Linked DNA regions of Homo sapiens: regions 1 and 3 are each linked to region 2. Evidence: chromatin contacts called from ENCODE Hi-C or POLR2A ChIA-PET data. All regions are on one chromosome and are shown on one strand. Each heading gives the region's core, a stretch centred on a gene start or an enhancer-like site at or near the end of the contact. The rest is flanking DNA. Distances are from core to core; before and after follow the strand shown.

What was found. Hi-C counts contacts between places; a loop is a spot of excess contacts on that map. ChIA-PET counts read pairs that join two places held with the same protein, here RNA polymerase II (POLR2A). Pooled maps may share reads with other maps.
Region 1: a pooled map shows a loop between it and region 2 (6-fold over the local background). The contact joins the promoter of GCN1 here to the promoter of SPPL3 in region 2. A Hi-C loop is called at or near these places in 6 of 50 pooled maps. POLR2A ChIA-PET finds 5 or more read pairs at or near these places in 2 of 52 experiments (BJ and naive thymus-derived CD4-positive, alpha-beta T cell).
Region 3: a loop to region 2 is called in a pooled map, with 4 times the contacts of the local background. The contact joins the enhancer-like site here to the promoter of SPPL3 in region 2. A Hi-C loop is called at or near these places in 1 of 50 pooled maps. POLR2A ChIA-PET finds 5 or more read pairs at or near these places in 2 of 52 experiments (WTC11 and endothelial cell of umbilical vein).

Annotation. Positions count from the first base shown.
Region 1 is chr12:120,192,194-120,196,103 of GRCh38, forward strand. It overlaps GCN1 (GCN1 activator of EIF2AK4), which reads right to left and starts at 2,522. Exons shown (of 58, transcript NM_006836.2): 1 at 2,487-2,522. The coding sequence starts at 2,504. RefSeq lists a silencer at 2,230-2,819.
Region 2 is chr12:120,902,778-120,906,787 of GRCh38, forward strand. SPPL3 (signal peptide peptidase like 3) reads right to left here and starts at 1,581. Exons shown (of 11, transcript NM_139015.5): 1 at 1,068-1,581. The coding sequence starts at 1,090. It overlaps XLOC_009911 (a long non-coding RNA gene), which reads left to right and starts at 1,918. Exons shown (of 2, transcript NR_131215.1): 1 at 1,918-1,995. RefSeq lists silencers at 931-980, 1,121-1,340, 1,421-1,780.
Region 3 is chr12:121,423,017-121,426,908 of GRCh38, forward strand. It overlaps RNF34 (ring finger protein 34), which reads left to right. Exons shown (of 6, transcript NM_025126.4): 6 at 370-1,332. The coding sequence ends at 560. It also overlaps a transcript of KDM2B not described here. Among named protein-coding and RNA genes, the nearest start is that of MIR7107, 19 kb to the right of the region's middle. RefSeq lists an enhancer at 2,494-2,573. Within about 2 kb of position 2,360, at least 8 of the 41 ENCODE cell types and tissues checked have a DNase peak (open chromatin) inside an H3K27ac peak, as active enhancers do.

The DNA of each region.
Region 1 (3,910 bases), core at 1,272-3,771, 710 kb before region 2:
CATTTAGGGAGATCAGGTATTCCATCAAATTCCACCTTCCTAAGGAAATCTCTCCCAGAGTTTTCTGACCTGCCCCAATTAGGCATGTGATCCTCTACAGCTGGGGCACAGTTTATCACCCTGAACATGTACTTTCTTGTGTTTGGGTGAAGCACAGCCTCCATTTTGTAAACTCCTTGCAAGTATGAAAATGTTCTGGCCAAATACAGAATTCTAGGTTGAAATCATTTTCCTTTAGAATACTGAAGACAAGGCTGGGTGCAGTGGCTCACGCCTGTAATCCCAGCACTTTGGGAGGCCAAGGCAGGCAGATCACAAGGTCAGGAGATCGAGACCATCCTGGCCAACATGGTGAAACCGCGTCTCTACTAAAAATACAAAAAAAAAAATTAGCTGGGCGTGGTGCCGGGTGCCTGTAATCCCAGCTACTTGGGAGGCTGAGGCAGAAGAATCGCTTGAACCCGGGAGGCAGAGGTTGTAGTGAGCCAAGATTGTGCCACTGCACTCTAGCCTGGGCGACAGAGCGAGACTCCGTCTCGAAAAAAAAAAAAAAAGAATACTGAAGACAAGGCCGGGCATGGTGGTTCACGCCTGTAATCCCAGCACTTTGGGAGACAGAGGCGGACAGATTGCTTGAGGTCAGAAGTTCGAGACCAGCCTACCCAACATGGTGAAACCCTGTCTCTACAAAAACTAGCCGGGCATGGTGGCGCATGCCTGTAATCCCAGCTACTCGGGAAGCTGAGGCAGGAGAATTGCTTGAACCTGGGAGGCAGAGGTTGCAGTGAGTTCAGATCGTGCCATTGCACTCCAGCCTGGGCAACAAGAGAGAAACTCCGTCTCAAAAAATAAAATAAAATAATAAAAAATAATTTCAGGCCAGGTGCGGTGGCTCACGCCTGTAATCCCAGCACTTTGGGAGGCCAAGGCAGAAGGATCACCTGAGGTCAGGAATTCGAGACCAGCCTGGCCAACATGGAGAAACCCCATCTCTACTAAAAATACAAAAATTATAAAATACAGAAATATTCTCCTGCACCACCCAATACGGTAGCCACTGGCTACATGTGGCTAACTGTGCACTGAAATGTGGCTGGTACAAGTGAAGAACTAAATTTTTTTTTTTTTTGAGACAGAGTCCCACTCTTGTTGCTCAGGCTGGAGCGCAGTGGTGCGATCTCAGCTCACTGCAACCTCTGCCTCCCAGGTTCAAGCGATTCTCATGCCTCAGCCTCCTGAGTAGCTGGAATTACAGACATGCCACCATACCCGGTTAATTTTTTGCATTTTTAGTAGAGACGGGGTTTTGCCACGTTGGTCAGACTAGTCTCAAACTCCTGACCTCAACTGATCCACCCGCCTTGGCCTCCCAAAGTGCTGGGATTACAGGGTGAGCCACCACGCCCAGCCAAACAATGAATTTTTTTATTTAATTTAATTTTAACAAACTTAAGCCATGTGGCTGCCATACTGGACATTGCAGCTCTAGAGATTTTTCCCTCAAGTGAGTATCAATGTTAAACATTCAGCATGTATTCCCCTAACCCTCTCATACTAAGCTTTTCTTTCTAGTATTCAGTACAACATAACTTGAACATCAGCCACCTGCATAGGAGTCTCAGTAAATGTCTTTTTGAATGCTTAAGTGGTCATTTTCTGGGCCTACACATAAAAATCAATCCCATCACCCTGGAGACACCAAATCAGCCCAGCTGTCCTTAGACACCTGTTCTTCCCCTGCCTCATGACAATGTCTTTTCACCTTAAAACATAACAACTGGGTGGAGGAAAAGGTTTTCCCAGGTCCTTCCTGAACTACAAGGTACCCATAGGTAACACTCTTCCTGGACAGGACAGTTCTTTTCACTAACCCTGGATCTGATAACAACCAACATATATCAAGCCGTATTTTATCTCACTGAACCTTCACAACAACCTTTTAAGATAAGTATTGTTTTAACTTCATTTTATAGATGAAAAGGCAGACTTGGCGGGGTTAAGTCACTTGTTTGGCATGTCACAGAAATCGACGAGCAGGAACTCAAGCCCAGATCTGTATGAATCCAAAGACTACACTCAAAGTCCCTGCTCATAGTAGGTGCTCAAAGAATATTTGCTGAATACAAAGTTTAAGGAAGACTTGGCGTTGGCCCGGGGCTCACAGCCGGAGGGCTTTGGAGAAAAGAAGTAGAGGCTCGGTAAAGTGAACTTCTGCAACTCTGGGGTCGGGCAAAGGCCCCGCCGAGCTCCAGCTGCTGAAGTCGAGGCGGGAGCCCCGGACTCCTCGAGCCCGCGGTCTGCCTGCGCCGCCCGGGCCGGGCCAAGCCCGCAGCCCTGAGAGTCCAGCCTGAGACGGCCCCGAGACTACGACCTCCACAGCCACCACCTCCAACGCCCCTAAGCCGAGGAGCGAGAGGGGCCCCGCCCGACGGCCACCGTCCGCACCCAGTCCCTGGCCGCGTTGGCCCCGCAGCCGCCCGCCTCACCTGCGTGTCCGCCGCCATCCTGCCGGGGCTGACTCCGGAACCGCTTCCGGAACGCTTCCGGGTCACAGCGTGGCCCACGCGGCAGGGCGAGGCCGGGAGCCAGCGGGGGCAGGGCCCCGGGCTTGGTGCCCCCGGGCAGGACGGCGGCCGCTGCAGCCCGGGCAGCCGGATCACGGGCTTAAAGTTGGCCCGCGCCCGAGCCACAAGGCCTCCTCCCCAGGGCCCGCTCTTCAGCCCCGGGCGCCTCGTGGGAGACTAGCGCTTGTAACGTGGTGAGCCCGCGGTGTAACGCTATGGGCCCGCCTTGCAGCCCCTGACCCACTTCCAGCCCGCAGGGCCAGCCCTACGTGGGCCTTTCCTGAGTGATGACTAAGTTCTTTAGAAAAACAAGTGTTGCTTCCTAGATAGCAGGAACTAAAAACTAGGTAAAAGAGTCGGTGAACTAGTCTTTTGTCCTCAGTTTGTAGTTCAGTTGGCGGATGACTTGTACAGGGTTAGCAAACGTGGCTGGATACGGAGGTCAGGGAAGGTTCAGAACTGAACGAGGCCCCTGCCCTGGGGAAATGCTGGACGCCCCAGGCTGGGAGTTTTGAAGGCCACAGGGCAAGAGGCTACGTGCAGACGTGGCTGCAATTTAGGGAACAGGGTCTCCACAGCTTAGTTGTCAGCCCTGTTAGCAGTGGCTTTCAAACCTTTGACACAGACCTAGTTAGAATGAATATATCATGTTCCAGCAGACAGATCTCTAAGTGAAATACAGGAATCACAACAAAAACACCTATTCTCAGCAGATGCTGCTTTCTCTTTAAATACTGGGGCCAGGCATGGTGGCTCACGCCTGTAATCCCAGCACTTTGGGAGGCTGAGGTGGGTAGATCAACCTGATGTTAGGATTTCCAGACCAGCCTGGTCAACATGACAAAACCTTGTCTCTACTAAAAATACCAAAAAAAAAAAAAAAAAAAAAAAAGGCCGGGTGCGGTGGCTCACCCTTGTATAATTCCAGCGCTTCGGGAGGACAGGGCGGGCAGATCACAAGGTCAGGAGTTCCAGACCAGCCTGGCCAACATAGTGAAACCCCGTCTCTACTAAAAGTACAAAAATTAGCCGAGTGGTGGCACATGCCTGTAGTCCCAGCTACTGGGGAGGCTGAGGTGGGAGAACCGCTTGAACCCGAGAGGCAGAGGTTGCAGTGAGCTGAGACCATACCATTGCACTCCAGTCTGGGTGACAGGACGAGACTGTCTCAACAACAAAAAAATTAGCCCGGTGTGGTGGCAGCCTCCGGTAATTGCAGCTACTTGGGAGGCTGAGGCAGGAGAATCACTTGAACCCAGGAGGCGGAGGTTGCAGTGAGCCAAGTCCAAGCCACTGCACCCCAGTCTCAAATATATTTGAGACTATCTCGAAAATATAAATTGGTT
Region 2 (4,010 bases), core at 331-2,830:
CAGGTCCCCCACTCCTACGATCATGCCATTTCTTGCTTCCTCACTCTCCAGCTATGACTTCCTTCTCACTACCCGATTTCCACTCTTCATGGATACTGCCATCATTCCTTCAACCCGTCCTGCAAATATCCCACCTCTACATGCTAAAGGGAGACCCCTCATGTTCCTTCCCCCAAACCCTGGCACTCCCTTCTCCGGATATGTAGGTTGTCACCCCATAAACTACACAGTAGCTTCTCGCTTCTCGGCCCTTAACGAGCTACTTACTAACTTTAAAAGCCCCACAGAAATGAACTTAACTTGCAGGTCCTCCACCTCCACACTTGGCCCTGGGCGCCATTCCTCTGAAAATAATAGTACCAACCCTTACAAAGACTCTGCCCATGCCCCACTGTCACCAACGAATTCCTTTTCCAGAAGGAAAAGGAAACAGGTTCTTCAGGCTCCTCTTCCAACCTCTTCACCAGTGACTCCCCTCCAAGGTTCGTGGACTCTACCCCCGCAGTTTTCCTCCCCTCACTCCCGGGCCTCTGCCCACCTCACCAACTCTCCCTGCGCTCCCTGTCCCAGAGCCAAGCGGCGGCCGCTCCACTCTCCCAACTTAGAAGTTCTGCCTCTATCACCTGTTCTCACTAGAGCTTCCTCTCAGCCCAGCGGCCCACCTTTGCCCTGGCCTGCCTCTCTCCACCCCTTCGAGTCCTCCTGCCCAGGAAACACCCCCACGAGTCAGTTCCGGGGTGCCTGTCGGATTCAACTTCCCATCCGTGGGATTCCCACCCCCGGGGTCATGCTCCCCTTCTCCATCACCTGCTCCGCCCATAGCCAGATGACATCCGCCGCTGCCTCCTCCTCCATTCCCCTTCTCGGACGCCAGGTCCCCGGCCACTCACCGCCCTCCGTGCGCGCCAGCCGCCCCCTCCGGTGGGGAAGAGGGGGGCGTGCACCCCAACCCGCGCCCCCCCCCCACGACACGCACCTGTTCTTCCTCCTCTTCCCCTCGGCGGGCCGCGCCGGCGCCCCGACCCCCACCCTTGCCGCCTCCCGGCCTCCCGGAGCCCCGCACTCACCACGAGTAGGTCTGCTCCGCCATGGCGCTGCCTCTCGTGGGCTCCGCTGCAGGCTGTGGCCGGGCCCGGCGGCGGCGGGCTCGCTCGGGCCGTAGCTGAAGGCGCGGCCGGGGTCCGGTGCTTGCTTGCTTGCTCGCTCGCTGGCTCGCTGGCTGCACGGCGGGCCGGGAAGGCGGCTGGCGGGGAGAGGCCGGGCTCCGAAGCGGCCCCGCTCCCTGGGCCCCGGGGCGGGGCGGGCTCCGCTCTCGGCCTCCCTCACCCGCGGCGGCGGCGGCGGCTCCGCTGCAGCTCCAAACCCAACATGGCGGCGGCGGCGGCGCGGAGAACAAGGGGGCCCTGGGGCGGGCGAACGGCAAGACGGGCCCGCGCTCACTGCGCGCGGGGCCGCGGGAGCGCCGCGCTCGGGCGGCGGCGGCGGCGGCCGGGGGACATGGCCGGCGGGCGGAGGCGGCGGCGACTGAGGGGGGCGCTAGGCGATGAGGCGAGGCCACTCGATCACACCCGCCGAGGGGAGGAGGGGCGGGGGCGGGGGCGAGCCTTGGCCCCGCGCGGGTCACGTGCCCAAAACACGCTCACGTGATGCGCGCCCCGCCCCTCGAGCCGGGCCCATGCGCAGAGACGTCGGCTCCTGGGTTCTAGGCGGCTGCTGCTCGCACAGCCAGAGCAGTTGGGCCGCCTCCCGCTGCCTGGTGCCGCCCCCCTCCCCACGCGGAGATGTCGCCTCGGGTACCCTCTTCCGCCCCTCTCCGAGGGGCTGCTGCACCAGCCAATCGGGAACCCCGATGCGCGTCTGTTGGCTGCCACTCAGCTGTCAACCGTCAGTCAACAGTCTGCTGGCCACGGGCCCCCCAACTGTCAGTCAACCTGTCAGTCAACAGGCAGAGGGCTGCATTCCTTCGTTCGTATGTTCCTTGGTTCATTCATTCAGGTAGCAAATATTCCAGGCAGCCAACCTTTATTGCGCCCAGGCCCGGCACCAAGTCGAATACCCCACGCTTGCCTTCACAGAATCAATCAACAGATATTTGTTGGGTGCCAACCATGTGTCAACTCACTCTGCCTTCCTAGAGCTTACATTCTAAAGGAAGAGACATAGTCCAAGCCCACAAATAAGATAATTTCAGATGCTGCTAAGTTTTACAAAAACACATTTTGTAACACAAGGTGAGGGGACAGAGAGTGAGCAGAGGTGTGGGTTACTTTAGATAGGGTGGTCAAGGAAGGCCTCGCTTAGGAGGTGACATTTGAGCTGATATTGAATGATGACAGAGAGCTGGCCTTGCAAAGATCCACAGGAAAAGAGTTCCTGGCAGAGGGAACAGCAAGGGCAGAAGGCTCAGGAAACCGTCCATTTGGAGGTCTGGAAACCGGCACAGAAATAAACACGGTAGAGCTAGACCAGAGACCAACAAAGTGAATCTGGAGCTTAGATGGAGAGAGAAGAGAGAGATTAATTGAGGCCCCAGGTACTGCGGAATGCTTCCCCAGGAGTGGATGAGGCCGTCTGAAAGGGTGAGAGGCTTATCAAAGAAAAGTCATTCTTTTGGCCGGGCGCGGTGGCTCACGCCTGTAGTCCCAGCACTTTGGGAGGCCGAGGTGGGTGGATCATGAGGTCAGGAGATCGGGACCATCCTGGTTAACACGGTGAAACCCTGTCTCTACTAAAAATACAAAAAATTAGCCGGGCGTGGTGGTGGACGCCTGTAATCCCAGCTACTCAGGAGGTTGAGGCAGGAGAATGGCGTGAACCCCGGAGGCAGAGCTTGCAGTGAGCCGAGATTGCGCCACTGCACTCCAGCCTGGGCAACAGCGAGACTCTGTCTCAAAAAAAAAAAAAGAAAAAGAAAAAGAAAAAGAAAAAAAAAAAAGAAAAGGCATTCTAGAAAGAAAGAATGGCATGAAGTAAGGCCCAATTCCTGGTGAGCTTGAATCCGAGAGTGGGATGGGTGATTTGTGCTGGAGTGTTGAGAAAATATACTGAGAAGGTGCACTGAGGCCAGACTTTGAGGGCCCAGCTAAGCCTCCTTGCCAGTTACTGTGTTCATGAATAAAAATGATTAACCAGTGCAGCTTCAGAATTTAGAAACATGCCTGGGCAACAGATACACTAACCCTCCTGGACACCCCTCCACCCCCACCCTTCACCCCCCTGTTTCTCTGCAGAAGGCAAAACTCACACACCTGAAACCAACGTACTCAAGCTTCTCTGCAGCTTGCCCAACTTTAGGCCAGAATTTAGCTCTGCTCCAGTTTCCCAGGGCCTGCCCAGGCTTACAGGGAACACCACACCCTGAATCTATCTCCAAATGGATCAGTTGGCCATTGCCCATACATCTGCCGCTTGCCTGTTCCCCAAGGGAAACCCTTTAAAGAGAAAGCCAAGTACACTTTCCCTTCAGAAGCAAAGCTCTCCTTCCTTATTCCCCCACTGCCAGGTGCCAGGACCAGTTAGGTTCCAAGTGTTTCCTCCAAAGCTCTATCAGAGAGCCCTGGGAAAAGGCTCACTGATGAGATTGAGGTCCAGGCCGGGCGCGATGGCTCACGCCTGTAATCCCAGCACTTTGGGAGGCCAAGGCAGGTGGATCATGAGGTCAAGAGGTCGTGACTATCCTGGCCAACATGGTGAAACCCCATCTCTACTAAAAATACAAACATTCGCTGGACGTGGTGACCCATGCCTATAGTCCCAGCTACTTGGGAGGCCTGAGGCAGTAGAATCGCTTGAACCGGGGAGTGGAGGTTGCAGTGGACCTAGATCACGCCACTGCACTCCAGCCTGGCGACAGAGTGAGACTCCGTCTCAAAAAAAAAAAAAAAAAAAAAAGATCGAGGTCCAGGGGAGGGTTTGAGGCAGGGCAACAAGAAAATATCAAATCACCAGGGACCCTTAGTCTCACTATTCACAAGAAGACACTGGCCTGCAAAGATCTGTCCAGCCATAAA
Region 3 (3,892 bases), core at 1,110-3,609, 520 kb after region 2:
CCTGACTCCAAAGCCCATCTACAGAAGACCAGCTGAGGGTTTCTTTTTCTAGTTACAGAAGTAATATATCCCTATCACAGATGTCTTGAATTAGACAAAGATATAAAATAGAAATACATAGCTAACATTTGTTGGGTACGTCAAGCATTTTATTCTTTACAAAACCCTGAGGTATAGCTTTTATCATTGCCATTTCTAGTGGAGAGAACCAAAGTGCAGAGAAGTTGGGATTATTTCTTGTACAACACTGGGGTGGCATTGGGCCTGCAGGGGTCATTCAGCAGGTGGCTGCTCAGCTTCGGACTGGGAGGGTGGCTGGCTGACTGGCCATGCCTGAAGCCGAGGCCTTAGCTCTCTGTTGCCTTTCAGATGGCGAGCGGCTGCAGCTGCAGGATGAGGAAGACGACAGCCTGTGTCGCATCTGCATGGATGCCGTCATCGACTGTGTCCTACTGGAGTGTGGGCACATGGTTACCTGCACCAAGTGCGGCAAGCGCATGAGTGAGTGTCCCATCTGCCGGCAGTATGTGGTGCGAGCCGTGCACGTGTTCAAGTCCTGAAACAGGCTCCCCTCACCAGGACAGTCACCCCCAAACTTGACCCCCAACATTTCAATGCACAGAAGGGACTGGAAAGTTATGTTCAAAGGCTGAAGCTATTTTAAAACATTATTTTGACTACTAAGTGGGGACAGAAAGATCCATCCTGAGTTGTGGAAACATTGGTCCATGCCGTGAGCCTGTCTGCCTGTGGACACGTGAGCTTCCCGGGCTCAGCTGGGCTTTATCACACATCCCGTGAACACTCATTGAAGTCAGCCTGTTTGCGCCATGTGGGCATCAGCCACTGCTGTCTTGGGAGGACACTTATCCTGTTCTCTTATTTCCCCTTCATCCTATTTTTAACTTAAACTGCTCAGATGTTTGAAACTTCTGTCCTCTTTGGATGAGATCAGTGTCCACAAGTGGCCGACATGGAACATGCTGAGCAGTGGCTCCTCTGAATGTTCACTTTATTAGTCATGTATATTTTAAATGCTAACATTTGATGAATGTAAGTTTCCACATTGTTGCTGTTTCTGCATTTAAACATAATTGGGAACAACTGACATTCTCTAGTCGACTGCCAGGGCCTTAGACTCCACATGTCCATTTTTGTTCAGGTATAGCTTTTTATAGCAAGGGCTGCATCTAGCTTCTTTTATTAGAAGTGTGTGTGCTAAATTCCTTATTAATGTGTAATCAGTTTACATTGTTTTGTATAGTGAAGGTGTATTTTCAGTGCTACCCGCTAGCTGATTTTAACTTTAGGAATAAAATTAGTTTTAAAAGCTTTTGTTTACATTGTCTTGGTCAGTTCCTAAATCAAGTGACCTGGCCTAGCACCCCTCTTCAGAAGAGATGGTGGGAGCACCTTCAAAGATGTCACATGGGGGCCGGGTGCGGTGGCTCACGCCTGTAATCCTAGGACCTTGTGAGGTTGAGGCTGGAGGAATGCTTGAGCTCACAAGTTCAAGACTAGCTTGGACAACATGGCGAAACCCTGTCTTTGGAAAAAATTAGCCAGGCGTGGTAGTCCCAGCTACTCAGGAGGCTGAGGTAGGAGGATGGCTTGAGCCTTGGGTGTGGAGGTTACAGTGAGCCAAGATCACACCACTGAAATCCAACTTGGGTAACAGAGCCAGACCTTGTCTCAAAAAAAAAAAAAAAGAAAAAAAAGAAAAAAACAATGCCACATGAGCAACAGTGCTTACATTTCCTGCTTGCTTATCAGTAAGGTTAACTGCTGATGTGCTGTTTCTTGTGTCCAGGTATTGCGCTAGGTGCTGTAGTTGCCTCTGCAGTCCTCAAAGCAACTTTCTGAAATAAACATTGCTTTGCTTCTCTAACCTCTGAGAAGTTAGACTTGTCTAAAACCTCATGGTTAAAAAGTGGCTATGCAGAATTTGAACCTAGCTCTGATGCCAGAGTTGCTCTTAACCCTTCCAGTACCACATAAGAAATGAGAAACTTGGGCCAGGTGTGGTGGCTCATGCCTGTAATCCTAGCACTTTGGGAGGCTGAGGCGGGTGGATCATGAGGTCAAGAGTTCGAGACCAGCCTGGTCAACATGGTGAAACTGTCTCAACTAAAAATACGAAAATTAGCTGGGCATGGTGGCGGGTCCCTGTAATCCCAACTACTCAGGAGGCTGAGGCAGGAGAATCGCCTGAAACTGGAAGGCGGAGGTTGCAGTGAGCCAAGATCGTGCCATTGCACTCCAGGCTGGGCGACGAGCGAAACTCCGTCTCAAAAAAAAAAAAAAAAAAAGAGGAACTTGAGCTATTATGCAAAAATGTTGTGAAATCTCTTTTAGGTCCAACTTGACTTGACTCAGGATGGTTGAGTTGAGACCAACTGTCATTTCAGTGCAGCTGGGAGTGGCCACTTCTCAGAGTCTGTTATCTCCTGACTGTGCAGTGAGTAACACATATGGCCTTGGGTGCTCAGAATTTATTAGTCCATCAACAGAGCTGAAAATACCTGTGAACACCAGGAGGCAGATGCCCCTGTGCTTTGGGCAGAAAGTTTGTGTGGCTAATAGTAAAGAAAAAAATTTTCTGCTTTTGAAGATCAAAGCATGTAAATCAAGGCCTCCCACTTGTTTGTCTGCAACCACAATTGGTAGTAACTGGCTTGAGCAGGTCATGGTTTCCCTTTAGAAGCAGCATAAGTTGCCAGAGTTTTGTGGGCACTTGTGCTTTTTGTCTAAACTTTTTTTTTTTTTTTGAGACAGAGTCTCGCTCTGTTGCCCAGGCCGGAGTGCAGTGGCGTGATCTCAGCTCACTGCAAATTCCACCTCCTGGGTTCATGCCATTCTCCTGCCTCAGCCTCCCAAGTAGCTGGGACTACAGGCACCCGCCACCACGCCCGGCTAATTTTTCTGTATATTTAGTAGAGACGGGGTTTCACTGTGTTAGCCAGGATAGTCTCAATCTCCTGACCTCATGATCCACCCGCCTCTTCCTCCCAAAGTAATCTTTTGATGAGACTCTGGAAATCTTAACATTTCCTCCAAATTGGTAACTTGGTGGTGGCAAGTCTTTAAATCCAGGCCATAGAAGCTAAGCAGTAGGTGCTGGTTTTGTCTAAACTTAAATTCAAAAATTCAGATTTATACAGTCTTAGTTTAAAGCAGTTTAATGTTTACTCTTAGATTTGTGTATTAAGTTTTAGTGGCTTCTTTATAGAAAGAGTACAAAATGCTTGGTGGATTTTTTAGATAGTAGTTTGAAGTAACCCTGGTTTATTAGCCAGATAATAGAAATGTCAGACAACAGAAATGTTTAGTGTAACAGGCTTGATACTTGGAAATTGGCTTGTTTGGCAGAGGGCAAGCATTTCCCCCTGGAATTTGAATTTTTAAACTGGCATGCCTTTCTACCCCCTCCCCCCCCTTTTTTTTTTAAAGACAGAGTCTTGCTGTTGCCCACCCAGGCAGAGTACAGTGGCATGATCATAGCTCACTACAGTCTTAACTTCTGGGCTCAAGCAGCCCTCCCGCCTCAGCCTCCCCAGGAGCTGGCATATAATGCATACCACCATGCCTGGATAATTTTAAACAATTTTTTTTTTTTTTTTTTTTTTTTAGACAGAGTCTTGCTCTGTTGCCCAGGCTGAAGTTCAATGGTGCAATCTTGGCTTATCGCAACCTCCGCTTCCCAGGTTCAAGTGATTCTTCTGCCTTTTCCTCCTGAGTAGCTGGGATCACAGGTGCATACTACACTCCCAGCTAATTTTGTATTTTTAATAGAGACAGGGTTTTACCATGTTGGCCAGGCTGGTCTCAAACTCCTGACCTCGGGTGATTCGCCCGCCTCGGCCTCTCAAAGTGCTGGGGTTACAGGTATGAG